Regions from separate parts of the Mus musculus genome. Here region 2 is linked to region 1. Evidence: chromatin contacts called from ENCODE POLR2A ChIA-PET data. All regions are on one chromosome and are shown on one strand. The core of a region is the stretch at or near the end of the contact, and the rest is flanking DNA. Distances in the headings are between cores, read along the strand shown.

Evidence for each region. ChIA-PET counts read pairs that join two places held with the same protein, here RNA polymerase II (POLR2A).
Region 2: POLR2A ChIA-PET joins it to region 1 with 19 read pairs in embryonic stem cell. The contact joins the promoter of Ubtf here to the promoter of Asb16 in region 1. POLR2A ChIA-PET finds 5 or more read pairs at or near these places in 5 of 5 experiments (Patski and embryonic stem cell).

Annotation. Positions count from the first base shown.
Region 1 is chr11:102,265,252-102,271,719 of GRCm38, reverse strand. It overlaps Asb16 (ankyrin repeat and SOCS box-containing 16), which reads right to left and starts at 2,969. Exons shown (of 5, transcript NM_148953.3): 1 at 2,597-2,969. The coding sequence starts at 2,897.
Region 2 is chr11:102,316,361-102,322,828 of GRCm38, reverse strand. Ubtf (upstream binding transcription factor, RNA polymerase I) reads left to right here and starts at 3,733. Exons shown (of 21, transcript NM_011551.7): 1 at 3,733-3,981; 2 at 6,356-6,468. The coding sequence starts at 6,423.

The DNA.
Region 1 (6,468 bases), core at 1,720-4,219:
CAAGCAAAGTAAAAAACAAAACAAAACAAAAACAACAAAATCCCTAGCAACAACAACAACAAAAACAAAACCAGCAACAATAACAAAAGGAACAGGGGGAGTGTGGGAGGGAGTCTAGAGAGATGGCTCATTGGTTAAGAGCAGTGGCTGCCCTTCCAGATGACTGGAGTTCAATCCCTAGCATCCACATAGGTAGGTGCTCACAAAAGTCTGTAACTCCAATTGCAGGAGATCCAATGGTCCCTCCTTGCTTCTATTGGGTATCAGGCACACAAGGAGTGCACACACCTACATGCAGACAAAACACCCATATACATAAAGTAAGAAAGTAACAAGAAAAAAGGGAGATGGGATGGGGTGGTGGGCGGCACACATCCATGATCCCAGCACTCAGGAAGGAAGCAGAGACAAGCAGATGGCTGAGTTCAAAGGCAACCTGTTCTGCACATCAGGTTCCAGGACAGCCAGGACCACGTAATGAGATGCTCTCTCCTAAAATAAACAAATACATTGAAAAGGAGGGCTAGGTATCTGTTGGGGAAGAGGGTCCTCTTTGAATGAGCATGAAGCTTTGTGAGGGACACTGGAGTGGTACAGGAGGACGAGGCCAGCAGCCTAACCAGCCAGCTGAACTTAAGTCAGCCTGGCAATCAGTGGGGTGACAGAGGTCACAACCAGAATGTTCCCACATCTCACTCTAGGGGATAGTTTATGCTCTGCTCTGGTAAGTGGTTTTGACGCCCTAGCCGGGTTCTCTACCTAGCTAACACTGAAGAATTTTACAGCTGAAATGTAAGATACCATTTGCTTGTTAAAAGAAAGGCCAGAGACTCAACAATATATATTTTTTTCAAGACAGGGTTTCTCTGTATAGCCCTGGCTGTCCTGGAACTCACTTTGTAGACCAGGCTGGCCTCGAACTCGGAAATCCACCTGCTTCTGCCTCCCAAGTGCTGGGACCACCGCCTGGCAATATTTTTTTTTTGTTGTTGTTGTTTTTGTTTTTTTGTTTTTGTTTTTTGAGACAGGGTTTCTCTGTGTAGCCCTGACTGTCCTGGAATTCACACTGTAGACCAGGCTGGCCTTGAACTCAGAAATCCGCCTGCCTCTGCCTCCCGAGTGCTGGGATCAAAGGCATGTGCCACCACGCCCAGCTAATTTTTTTTTTAAAAAGAGAAAAAAAATTATAAATCTACCATTCTCTCTGGAGAGTAGTTCTATAAGTCCAGATGTCTCTCTGTACAGTTTTCAAGTATTCTATAGACCTAAGGTCGCTGACATGGAAAGATGGCCCATGAAACAATGTCAGCTTCTAATGCTGCATGTGGCCAGGTGTGGAAGTGTGTGGTTGCGATCTATCACTTAGGAGCAGGAGGTAGAAAGATCACAAGTTCAAGGCCAGCCTGGCCCAGAGAGCGAGAGAGCGAGAGCAAGAGAGAGAGAGAGAGAAAGAGTGTGTGTTCCTGTTTCAAAAACAAACCTGTCAATAATGAACTGAACAGGACCTGAAGGGACAAGCACATGACCCCAGTCACTCGGAAAGCTGAGGCAGAAGGCTCACAGGTACAAGATCTCCCTGGGCTATGGAATGAATTGAACGCCAGCCTGGGTAAATAACAAGACCCTGTCTCAAAATTTAAAAAGCTTGCCATCTGTGGCCGGAGCACAGTGGCGAAGACAATGGTTATTAGCATTCAAATTAGAGTTCAATCCTCTAGCCCCCAAATAAGATGGGGCTGGTGGGGTGGCTCAGCAGGAGGGGCTTGGCTTTTCTCCCTACAACACCACTCCCTAACCCCCAAAGTCAGTAATGGTAAGGAAAAATTGCATATGAGTTTCATAAAAACTGTCTACTATAGCAGGAAACTGTAAGAGAAACATGGATATATATGTATGTGTGTATATTTTCATATATATAACGCTATAGTAATATAGTGCATATAATTAACCAAAGCCAAAATTTACAATCTGTATATGTGTTATATGAGAATATAACTTTAAGGCTGGCGAGATAGCTCAGCCGGTTAAGAGCACTGACTACTTCTGAAGGTACTGAGTTCAAATCCCAGCAACCACATGGTGGCTCACAACCATTGGTAATGAGATCTGATGCCCTCTTCTGGTGCAACTGAAGTCAGCTACAGTGTACTTACATATAATAAATAAATAAATCTTTAAAAAGAGAGAGAGAGAGAGAGAATATAACTTTAGCTAGGTGGTGGTAAGATGCACCTTTGATCCCAGCAGATTAGGAAGCAGAGGCAGGCAGATCTCTGAGTTGGAAGCCAGCCTGGTCTACAAAGTGAGTTCCAGGACAGCCAGGGCTATAGTGAAAAAAAAAAAAAAAAACCAAAAAAATTTGGAGGGTGGGCATAGTGGCTCACACCCTTAATCCCAACATGAAGGAGGCAGAGGCGGGTGGATCTCTATGAGTTTGAGGAAAACCGTGGTTGGCCTCAACTGTTTAGGAAAGAGTTAATATGGGTGACTATGGGTCCGTTCTAGGCTCTTTACGGAGAAGTGGCGTATGGATTCTTCTTCCCTTCCCAACCCCCACTCCTGTCCCTCTTCTGTCCTCCTAGGTGGTGTTCCCTACCCTGTTCCGCTGACCAGGCCAGCTGGTTGCTCACAGTCTCCACAATCATATTGGCAGCGTCTTCATCTTGGAACAGGATTTGGAGCTGCTGTAGGTCCCCAGAGAACAGGGCATTGTGGACAGCTGGGTCTCGGCAGGAGCGGCGAGGCCTAAGGAGCTGGGCCTGGGGACAAGGGAGGTCCCTGTGCCTGCGGCACTGCTGGGCAGCAGCTCTCCTCCTGTCCTCCCAGTCCAGCCACTCTCTCTGCAGGCGGAGAGCACGCAGTGTGGAGGATGTGAAAGGAAAGCTCTCCCCTGCCATGAGGGGTCCAGTGGTCTGGGCAGTGCCACCTAGGCAGAGAATCGTTCCTTGTCCCAGCTAGCACCTTGCTCTGGGGAGCCACCCTGCCCCCTTCTTGGTAAGCTGGAGAAACAGCTGAGGCTATAAATAGGCCCCTCACTGCATTGGTAAACAGTTTGCCTAGAGTCATGATCTTAATGCAGATGGTATTGGGCCAGCCTCTGACCCTGCTGGTACCCTTTTGTTGGTCAACAGGGCCTCAGCCAAAGGTCACTCCTGGACCCCACTTCTCTGGAGTGAGCCTTCTAGTCAAAGCAGTCAACCATGAGATGGGTGGGCAGGACAGGGTAGAGGAAGGACCAGGGTCCTGCAGCCTCTGAAGTATTGGCTGGTAAAAAGGGTAGAAGCCCAGGATGGCCCATAGACCTCAGTCTGGGGAAGTGGAGAGAGCTTCCAAGAAGCCAAACCACTCTTCCTGAATTTGAAATAACAGCAACCACTGCACACACACACCATGCTTTCTAGAACTGAAATCACTCTCAGATCCATCTCTACTCAGATGACCAGTCAGTGTTGTAATACAAGACAGATTTGGTCAGGAAATGAGGCCAAGCTAAGAATTTCAGTTCAGCACCTGAGATGGATAGAGACTTACAGGACGTAAGGTTTTGTTGTTGGCAGTGCTGCTGTTTTTGTTTTTTGAGACAGGGTTCCTCTGTGTAGTCCTGGCTGTCCTGAAACTAGCTCTGTAGACCAGACTGGCCTTGAACTCAGCGATCCACTTCCCTTTGCCTCAGGAATGCTGGGATTAAAGGGATACACTACCACACCTGGGTGGAATTTAAGTCTTAAAAAGGTAAAACTGACTCAAAGTTACATAGCTTGTGGGGGTGTGCCAAGGCCTCCAGTGGGCCACACTTTAGATAAGTACCCTAGAGGGTAGTGCTATGTTGGGTAGACAGTTGAGCAAATCCTCTTCTTGTCCCCTCATGCCGAAACTGGGCACGGTCTCTACCTTCAGTGACTAGTTTTTTTTTTCCCTCCCTGGTTTCTAGGGGAATCACGTGCCTGACTGCGGATGTGTCCAGGGATTTGACCTTGGAAGTGGAGACTGAAGGGATGAGACTTTTGGGAAACTACGCCCCATTCGCTTTAGGAGGAAATGGCTGTACTTCCAGGAGCCTCTAGGGGGAGGAATGAGGCCGCGGAAACAACAACAGCTGGTCGATTAGCTGGCAGGGGAGGGTGGAGGGATGTCAGCGGGCTTCTGTCTTCAAGACTGCAGGCTCTGCAGTGTCTTGGCAATGCCATGTGGGTCCCTCCTTGCTCCCGGTGCTTGCTCCCACCCACTCTCCAGCAACCTTCTCCTCCTCTGTATCTCTCACTTCCCCCTGGCCGCAGGCTCCCACACAGAATGTCTCTCCTACAGTTTTGTCCTCAGCTTCAGTTCCTAGCCTCCAGCCTGGATGGGTCTAGCCTGTGTCTCCTTCCTCTGACCACACTCAGCCCTGTCACAATCACCTATCCAAGAAGGTCACTTTTCCTTAAAAATGTCTGCAGTTTGGCTCAGGCTCTTCCAGAGAAATCCCGAATCCCTGGTCTGGCCCCATGCCACACAGCATTCTCACCAGGTCCTTTACCCTTCCCTGCTGTCCCAGTGGCTTGGGGTCTCCTAACTCACCCATTCAAGGCACTCTGCTGTGTGGAGGTGTGCCTGCAGTAGCTACTCAACTAGAAGGCCATCGGATGGGTTTGGCAAAGTACCCATGCCAGAGACATCATTCTACCATGCTAAATGTGGGTTCTGGGGCAGGCCCTGGCATGGTCGGTCTTGACACAATGTTTAGGAGCCCTTGGCTCATGGCAGGCTGGCCTCTCTGAACATTGAATGAAGGTCCCTATTCTCTGCCAGAACAAACACTCACCCACCACCCAGAGTGGGTGGCAGTGACCTGGGCCTTTTCCGGCACGTCCCTCACCCTCTGTTCAGTCAGTCTGTGCTTGGCCCCAGCTTCTTGGTGGTGTTCCAGGGAGGGGGTCCCAGATGAAGAGTGAGATCATGCCTAGTGAGGGTTTGAAGATCCTCAGAGAAAGGCACCTCTATGGACGCAGCTATGATTAACCCCACTGGAAGCCATACCATGTTTTAATTGCCCCGCTGACTGCCTAGCGGAGCACCCACAGCTGAGTTCCCAGGGTTGGGAGTGTGGCAAAGCTGGGTGGGGTCGAGGAGGGCCAAAGTGGTGGGTGTCCCTTCGCTCCCCAGGCATCTAACAGTCAGAGCCTAACCTCTGCCCTGCTTTCTTGCCTCAGCAGCCTGAAAAGTACTCACTACAGCTTTGTCCCTCAGAGATACCACTGTGTAGGCTTGGACGGCAGGGAAAGGACGGGGGTGGGGGTGGGGGGCTGGGGGCAGAAGTTGATCTGGAGGGACCAGTGCCAGGGGATCTGGAGCTCAGTCGGCCTCCTAGCTCAGTCCGAGGTGCAGTGAAGCACCGACAAACTAGGATAGCAAACAGTTTGGCCTTAGTTGAGACTGGGCAGGAGGGACCAGGGCTCAAGGTGACCGATTGCAAACACAAGGTGGTTTGGTTGACAGGACCACCTAGATGGGCCTGGCCCAGGCCTACGCTAGAGGCAGAGCTCGGCATAGCAGCAGGCAGAGGAGGGAGGGGAGCACGGGAAAGTGCAAGGAGCCGGGGAATCCTGTGCCGCCCTAGACCACAGCACAAGGCCTTTTGGCCTGAGGCCCCTACAACCCACAGCTCTCACGCTGCCTGCTGCTCACCAGCAGACGCATGGACCGACTGGTCTCTCAGCAGTGCATGGAGGTTTCCCCTGGCAGCCGTCAGTAGCAGCTGAGGCTGGGGAGGCTGACAGCCAAACAGGCCTCTTCAACCTGCTACCCTGAGATGGAGCAACGGCTGAGGGCCCGAAAAGCACAAGGCCGACGAACGGTTCAGGTCCCAGCACTGCCAACTGAGAACCAAGTGAGATGGCAGCTGACCAACAGATTCTCAGAGATAGCTTACAGACATGGCTCAGGCGAGTCCGGCACCCACACATCAGGTGGTTCTCAACCTCCCAGAACTTATGCTCCAGGGCTCTGGCTCTGCCCTGCTGCCTGGGGTGACGACGTTGGGTGACGTCACACTGAGCTCTTATTCGGGCTCTCATTTTACCCAAGGGGTCATTCCCCAGCCTCGTTTCTGTTTTTGTTCTTTTGTTGTATTCCTCTGGTGCACACGCACACACACAGGTCCACACACGTGCATGTCTGCATCATACGAATAAAAGAATGAGTGGCTGGAGAGATGGCTCAGTTGTTAAGAGCACTTGCTTTTCCAGAGGTCCCGGGTTCAAGTCCATATGGTGGCTCACAACTATTTGTAACTTTAGTCCCAAGGGATCTAAAGCCCTCTTCTGGCCTCCAAGGGCACCAGGCACAGAGCTGGCACAGAGACATACATGCAGGCAAAAGACCCATACACATAAAAAACCAAAAAGCAAACACACAAACCAAAACTAGAGAGGCGGAGGCAGAGGGAGACGTGTTCTCTCTCTCTCTCTCTCCGTGCCGTTTGCTCTGCCT
Region 2 (6,468 bases), core at 2,484-4,983, 50 kb before region 1:
GTAGCCCAAATTACCAGTACAAGCTTCTGAGATCCTGGAAATATTCGATATTTTTGTCTTTTTGATGGTAAATTATACACACACACACACACACACACACACATATATATATAAAATAATTCCAGTTTCAAGGGACCCAACACCCTCTGATGACATACACTCACACTGATATAGACACATATACAATGGATTTTTTTTTTTGTATAACAGAAATCTTTTTTTTTTTTGAGACAGGGTTTCTCTGTGTAGCCCTGGCTGTCCTGGAACTCACTTTGTAGACCAGGCTGGCCTCCAACTCAGAAATCCACCTGCCCCTGCCTCCCAAGTGCTGGGATTAAAGGCGTGCACCACTACCGCCCGGCATATAACAGAATTCGACTACTACATTTTGCTTAAAGCATTCAAAGAACTCTGGGGATTTCCTAGGAGCCTGGGTCTGGATTGGGCAACTCAGAGAAGGGCTGCAACCAAGTGCAGGGCGCACAGCGAGGGTTGTCGCTGTGCTCTGTCGCTGGCGCTGGCGTAGGCTGGGGTTACAGAGTGTGAAGGCTCTGCTTCAAGGCAGCTGCCAGGAAGCTGGGAAGAGGGGGGACAAAGCTGGATGAAAGGGAAAGGGGCAAAGACTAAGGGCTAAGGGCAGGTTCTCTCACTCTGGGGCTGGTAGCCCACATCTTAAGACTCATGACCTCACCAGAAACCCAACAAAGGCAAAGAAGCCGAAGAGTTTCCAAGTGGGGAAGGTGCCAGCCATGATCTCTGCTGCCCAAGGAATCAATAATAATAATCCTTATGATTCATGTTCATCCTGCTTTCTTCCAAAGCACTTTACCGAAAAGCCCCTTGGCCCAGCCAAGAAGTTCAGGGCTCGGTGCTAGAATACCTGTACTTCAGATCTGACCGTGGAACATTTGCATCTTTCTTGGTTTTAATTGTGAGTTATGTGGAGAATAAAGCTTTATATACATCGTCTCACAATCCCTGATGAGGAAGTGGATTCTATAAGTATACACATATAGAAAATGGGATCTGGTTAGGGTAGAATTTGTCCAAACTCACACCATATTAAGGAGGTGGGGTGGCTTTAATCCCATCACTTGGGAGGCAGAGGCAGGAGGATTTCTGAGTTCGAGCCCAGCTTGGTCTACCGAGTGAGTTCCAGGACAGCCAGGGCTACACAGAGAAAACTTGTCTCTAAAAACAAAACAAAACAAAACAACAACAAAAAGGTGGGGTGTGGGAGCTAGAGAGGTGGTTCAGCAGTTAAGAGCTCTTGCTTTTCCAGGAGGACTGGGATTCAATTCCCAGCACTGCCATGGCAGCTCACAACTGTCTGTAGCTCCATCCTAACACAAATGTATATGCAGGCAGAACACCAATGTACATAAAATTAAAAATCTACTTTACCCTTTTCAAAACACATCAATAGCCCTTTAAAAGCTCTGCTTTTTTAGTGTGGTGGGAGAGGGCTTGATCCAACACCAAATGTTTTGTATTCCAGAGGCAGATCTAGGTATGTGGCGGTGGGGGGAATGGAGAGAAAACGGACAGAGGGAAGAGAGGAAGGGAGTAAAAGCAAGCGAAGGGGATAGACTCTTTAATAAAAAATAAAATATTAAAATCTCAGCAATTGGGAGGCAGAGGCAGGCAGATCTCGGGTTAAGTGCGAGGCTGGCCTGGTAAACAGAGCTAGCTCTAGGAGAGCCAAGGCTACACAGAAAAACCCTGTCTCAAAAATCCAAACGAAACAAACAAAATAATTTAAGAACAGACTCTTCAGTAGGTCATCCAAGGAAGAGGCCTTGAAGGCTACCCTTCTTTATCACGGCCAATCTGCCTCTCCTACACGCGGTGCTTCTAAGCTGAGCACAGCAGATCTGTTCCTGCAACGTGGCAGAGTGGGATGTGGAAATCCTGGGAAAGAAATCTCATTTTCCCCAGGAGACAAGAGGAATTACACCAGCAACGAAACTGTGGATGGAGAAGGCAGTGTGCCAAGAAATGGTCCAAAGAGACTGTGCGACCCAGCTGGCTGAGATGTGAGCAACAGCAGTGTTATTGTGGCAGCCCGAGGAGCCAGGAGCCATGGCGTGTCCCGGGGAGTGATGACACAAACCAAGCGTGGGCCGACCTGGTGGAAACCAGCGTCCTTCACATTGCCTTCTGCCTCCCTACAACTAATCCTGATATCCCTTCAGCCCACTAGCAGGGGAGGTAAAGACCACTAGAACCGATGGCAGTGGGAGGTTAAAAAGCGGCACACGCCCAGGCCTTTTCTCCCCAGACTTGCTGGATGGTGGAATACGGGAGGTTAGATCTGTGGTTGCCGGGCTGCTCAAATCCTGCCTTAAACCGGGGTGCGGAGCTCTCTTGTGGGCTCCCCGTCGTCGCCGGGGTGGGGGGACAGCGCCCGCGGCCTGCTTTCTCAGGGCTGGCCAAGCCTTTTTGACAAGCTGATTGCGAGAAGGGGATTGGCTGATCCAGGCGTGACGCCGGTAACAACAAAGGTGGAGTTGGAAGAAATTAGATTAAAGGAAAGGAGGAGAAAAAAAAAAAATTAAAGGGGGAGCTTGCAGGCAACTGGAAGCAGAGACCGAGGGGGAGACGCACGAAGCTCCGTTCCCGGTTCCGACTTCCCCCTTCCAGCTCTTTCGCACAAACGCGCTGGGATTTTGCTCTAAACCCCTACCCCGGTCGCGGCCTAGTTACTGAAGCCCAGGGTAAAGGGATGGCCGTTCCGCTGCTTCTTGAAAAACCTCCCCAACTCCCACTGACACCCTACTACGACACAGGGGTGAACTTTTTGTTCTTAACTCCTCGGATCATACGGCCGGTGAAGATGGGGGACATCGAGAACAACCCAAGACTGGCTCTGAAATCCGGAAGGCCCTCGCCGGGCACCGAGACCCAAACGAGGCGGGGTACTTCCCGGGTATTTTCATACGTTGCAAACCTAGGAGGCTTTTTTTTTTCCCTTTTTCTTTTTTGTAACATTCCCCTTCGCCCCCATCCCGCTTTAGCTTCAGGGTTGCAAAAGCAAAGCAATAAAAAAAAAAAAAAAAAGAGAGAGAGAGAAAACCTGCGCACACAGACACACACCAGTGGCGACAGGGGAGAGTTGGAAAAACGCAGGAGAGGAGGAGGCAGGAGACAGCAAGGATGGAGCAATGGGAGAGGGAGCAGGCAGGATCCCTCACAGATCCCCCTCCGGCCTCAAGCTGCCTTGCCCGCCCCGACAGGAGAGCGAGGAGTCGGGCAAGCAGATGGAGTGGAGCTCGCTCTAGGCAGCTGGCTTGGCCGGAGACTGGAGGAGCCGCCAAGCGACCGGCTGATTGGAAGAGAAACGCAGAGCGATGGAGGCGGGGGTAGGAGGACGATTTCTCTGCGGGGACTGGCGGCGGCGTACACGCCCGGGTCGGGCGCTGCAGAGCTTGGCTAGCTTTCAACCCGCGCTCGGCGGCTCCAGCCCCGCGCACCCCCGCCCCCAGCCCTGCCGGAGGCCCCGCAGGTGAGTGGGAGCTGGGAGCCAAAAAAGAGCTAAATGTCGAAAAACATCTGCCTTGGAAAAAAAAAAAAAAGCAAAAAACATTTTTTTTTTTTTTTTTTACTATTCCTTTTTTTAAAATTTCGTGCAGCCCCCGAGCGGTGGGAGGGAAGGGGTGAGGCTGAGCCGCCCGGAGGAGGCGGAGGGGCCAGGCGAGGCCGGGGCGGCCCGGGAGGCGGCGGCGCCAAGGCGGCTCTGACGGGCGAGCGCTCGGAGCGGCGCTGCGCTGCGCTGCGCCGAGGCGGGCGGGCGGGCGGGCGGAGCGGGGCGGGCGGAGCGCGGCGCGTGGGGCTCGCCATTAGCCGTCGCTCCGCTTCGCCATCTCGGGCTTTGTCTGGAGACTCGCTGCCCGGGCGCCGGCAGCTGCGGAGCTGCGGCTCGGCTCTTCCGCTTGCCGTGCTGCCTGGCGCCCCCGGCCCTCACTAGCACCCACTTGCTCGGTAAGTAAGCCTCGGTGCCGCGGATTTCGGGGGAAAGGGGTTGCTCTCTGGCGGCGCCAATCTCCGTCCTCCACGCGCCCGGGAAGGCCTGGATAGCCATGCCGGGCTGGATTGAACCGGCTCCCAGAGTGACTCTTCCGCTGGGGTCGGCAGCTCCTGGCCGATTCCCGGGTGTGAGGAGGGACGGGAGAGGTTTTTGTTGTTTAGGGGACTAAGAATATATATTTTAAGTTTCACGGGTGTTCTGCGGAGCATAAGGGAACCGAGAGGTAGGCGCCGAAACCTCGCACCGCGATCCGGGAGCGTGAGTCCCAAGCCGGTAGCCACGCTCCGGGGACCAGGGTGGTCGCTAGCCCGCTCCCGGAGGCGGGAGAGAGGAGCAGATGAGGACTAGGCCGGGAAACCGAGCTTAAGCTGGGAGAGCCTGGAAGAGAGCTCCAGAGCAGGGTTGCCGGCACCCGCGAGGCTCGCCGGCCACCCTCTCCACCGCCGCACCTCGGCCCTCCCTTCCTCCCGCGCCGGCCAAGCCTGCTAGTTCCCCCGCGGGGCTGGCGAGGTCGCTTTAGCCGCCCGCTTGCTCGCCCGCCTCGGCTCGCAGCCCCGCCGCCATCCGGGCGGCTGCGTGTCTTCCCTGTCCCGGCCCCCCCCTTCCCCGGCGGCAGCAACAGCAGCAGCCGCCGCCGCCACTACCACCACCCCCCTCCCCTCCTTCCTTGCCTCCGCCTCGGCCGCCCGGGTCCCCCCAGCGCCCGCCCCTCCTCCCAGCTGCCCCCCGCGGAGCCCGCCCGGGCAGGCTGTGGGAGGGAGCGGAGCCGGCGAGGCGGGCGGGCTGGCGCTCGCTCCCCGGGGGTCGGTGTGCGCTCTACGGGGAAGGACGCGCTCGCTGCCCCGCTTCTCCCGCCCCCCCTCCCGCTCCTCCTCCTCCCTTCTCCCTCCTCCCCGCTCCGGCGGCGGAGGCTGCTGCGGCGGCGGGGGGTGTGCGAGCTGAGGCCGGGGCCGGCGGGCGGGCGGGCGGGCTGCCTGCAGGCGGAGGGCGCTGTGCTTTGTGCTTTTCGCCGCGAGGAGCAGCAGGCAGCAGCCACAGCCGCCGCCGCCACAGCAGCAGCAGCAGCCGCCGCCCCAGCGCCGCCGCCGCGCCCGGAGGAGGAGCCGCTGCCGCCGCGGGAGGGAGTTGCGGCTGTGCCCGGCCGAGCGGGGGAGGGCGCCGCGCTCAGAGCCGAGAAGGGAGCCGCCGGAGCGGGGAGCTCAGAGGCCGCGCTGCGCCGGGTAACCGAGGCGGCGGAGGACGTGCGCCGGGGCCGGGGCTAGGGAGCGAGCCGCGGCTGCGGTAGACGCCGAGTGGCGATACCGGGAGAACTGTAGACAAGATGATCAGGGAACGGGGAAGGGCGCCGTGAGCCGGGGGTAGGAAGGGCAGGAAGCGAGGCCCAAGTGAGGCCCCGGGTGGAGGAGCCCGCGTTTCTCCGGCCGACAGGCGCAGTTCTCGCCGGCCGCCGGAGGGGGCGGCGGGGCCGGTGAGCGAAGCGCCCCCGCCTCGCGGCCGCCGTCCTCCCGCCCTCTGCTTGGCTCGGCTCCCCGGAGGCCGGGGCGGGGGCGCCGGCAGGGCTGGGCCGCAGGCTCGGGGAGGAGGCGGCCGTTCCCGCCGCGGTCGCGCCTCTGCGCCGGGTTTCTTCCGTGCGTGTTGGGGTGGCTGGGTGGTGGCGGCGGCGTCTCCGGCCCCGGGTGGTTCGGGGACGGGGGACAAGCTAGGCCGCTTCTCCGACTGCTCGCCTGCCCGGACAGGCGGGGACCGCGTTGGGAGGTCGGGAGGGGGGTAGCAGCGGGAATCCAGATCTAGTCCCCGGGGGCGGTCCGGCCGCTGCGCTCCCGGGCTGGCGGCGGCTGCGCGGCGTCCGGGTCCCCGCCGGGTTGCGGAGGCGGGGGGAACCGGCCGGGGAAAAGCGGGAGGAGGAGACTGAGGCGCGTGCCCGCTTCCATGCCCGCGCGCGCCCTTTACCCGCCCTTCCTCCCCCGCCCTCCAGCCTGGGGCCTCCCCGGGGCGGGCGCTCACCGAGGAGGAGGAGGAGGAGAATTTTTTTTTTTTTTTTTTGCCCGGGTGGGGGAAGGAGGCCGGAGGGCGGGAGCTAGCTGCACGCGGGAGCTGGGAGCAGTCTCTCGCGTGGGCAGGGGAGGGCGCATGCGGCACCGCCTGGCTCTGGGGGCTGGGGTAGAGAAGAGTGGGGCTCACTCCTGCACCCACTGATGAAGTCTATGAGCCTCCTGTTCGGGTCTCGCTGAGAGTGTGGACCTATGCCCCCTCCCATGTGTGAGGGGGTGGGATAGAAAGCCCCCCTCCTCTCAGCCTCCTTAAGTGGGTTTGGTGTCTCTTCAAAAGGGTGAGGTGGCTTTGACCCCGGGTGGCCCGGCCAGCGCGACCGAGGAGGTGGCTGGACAGCTGGAGAATGAACGGAGAAGCGGACTGTCCCACAGACCTGGAAATGGCCGCCC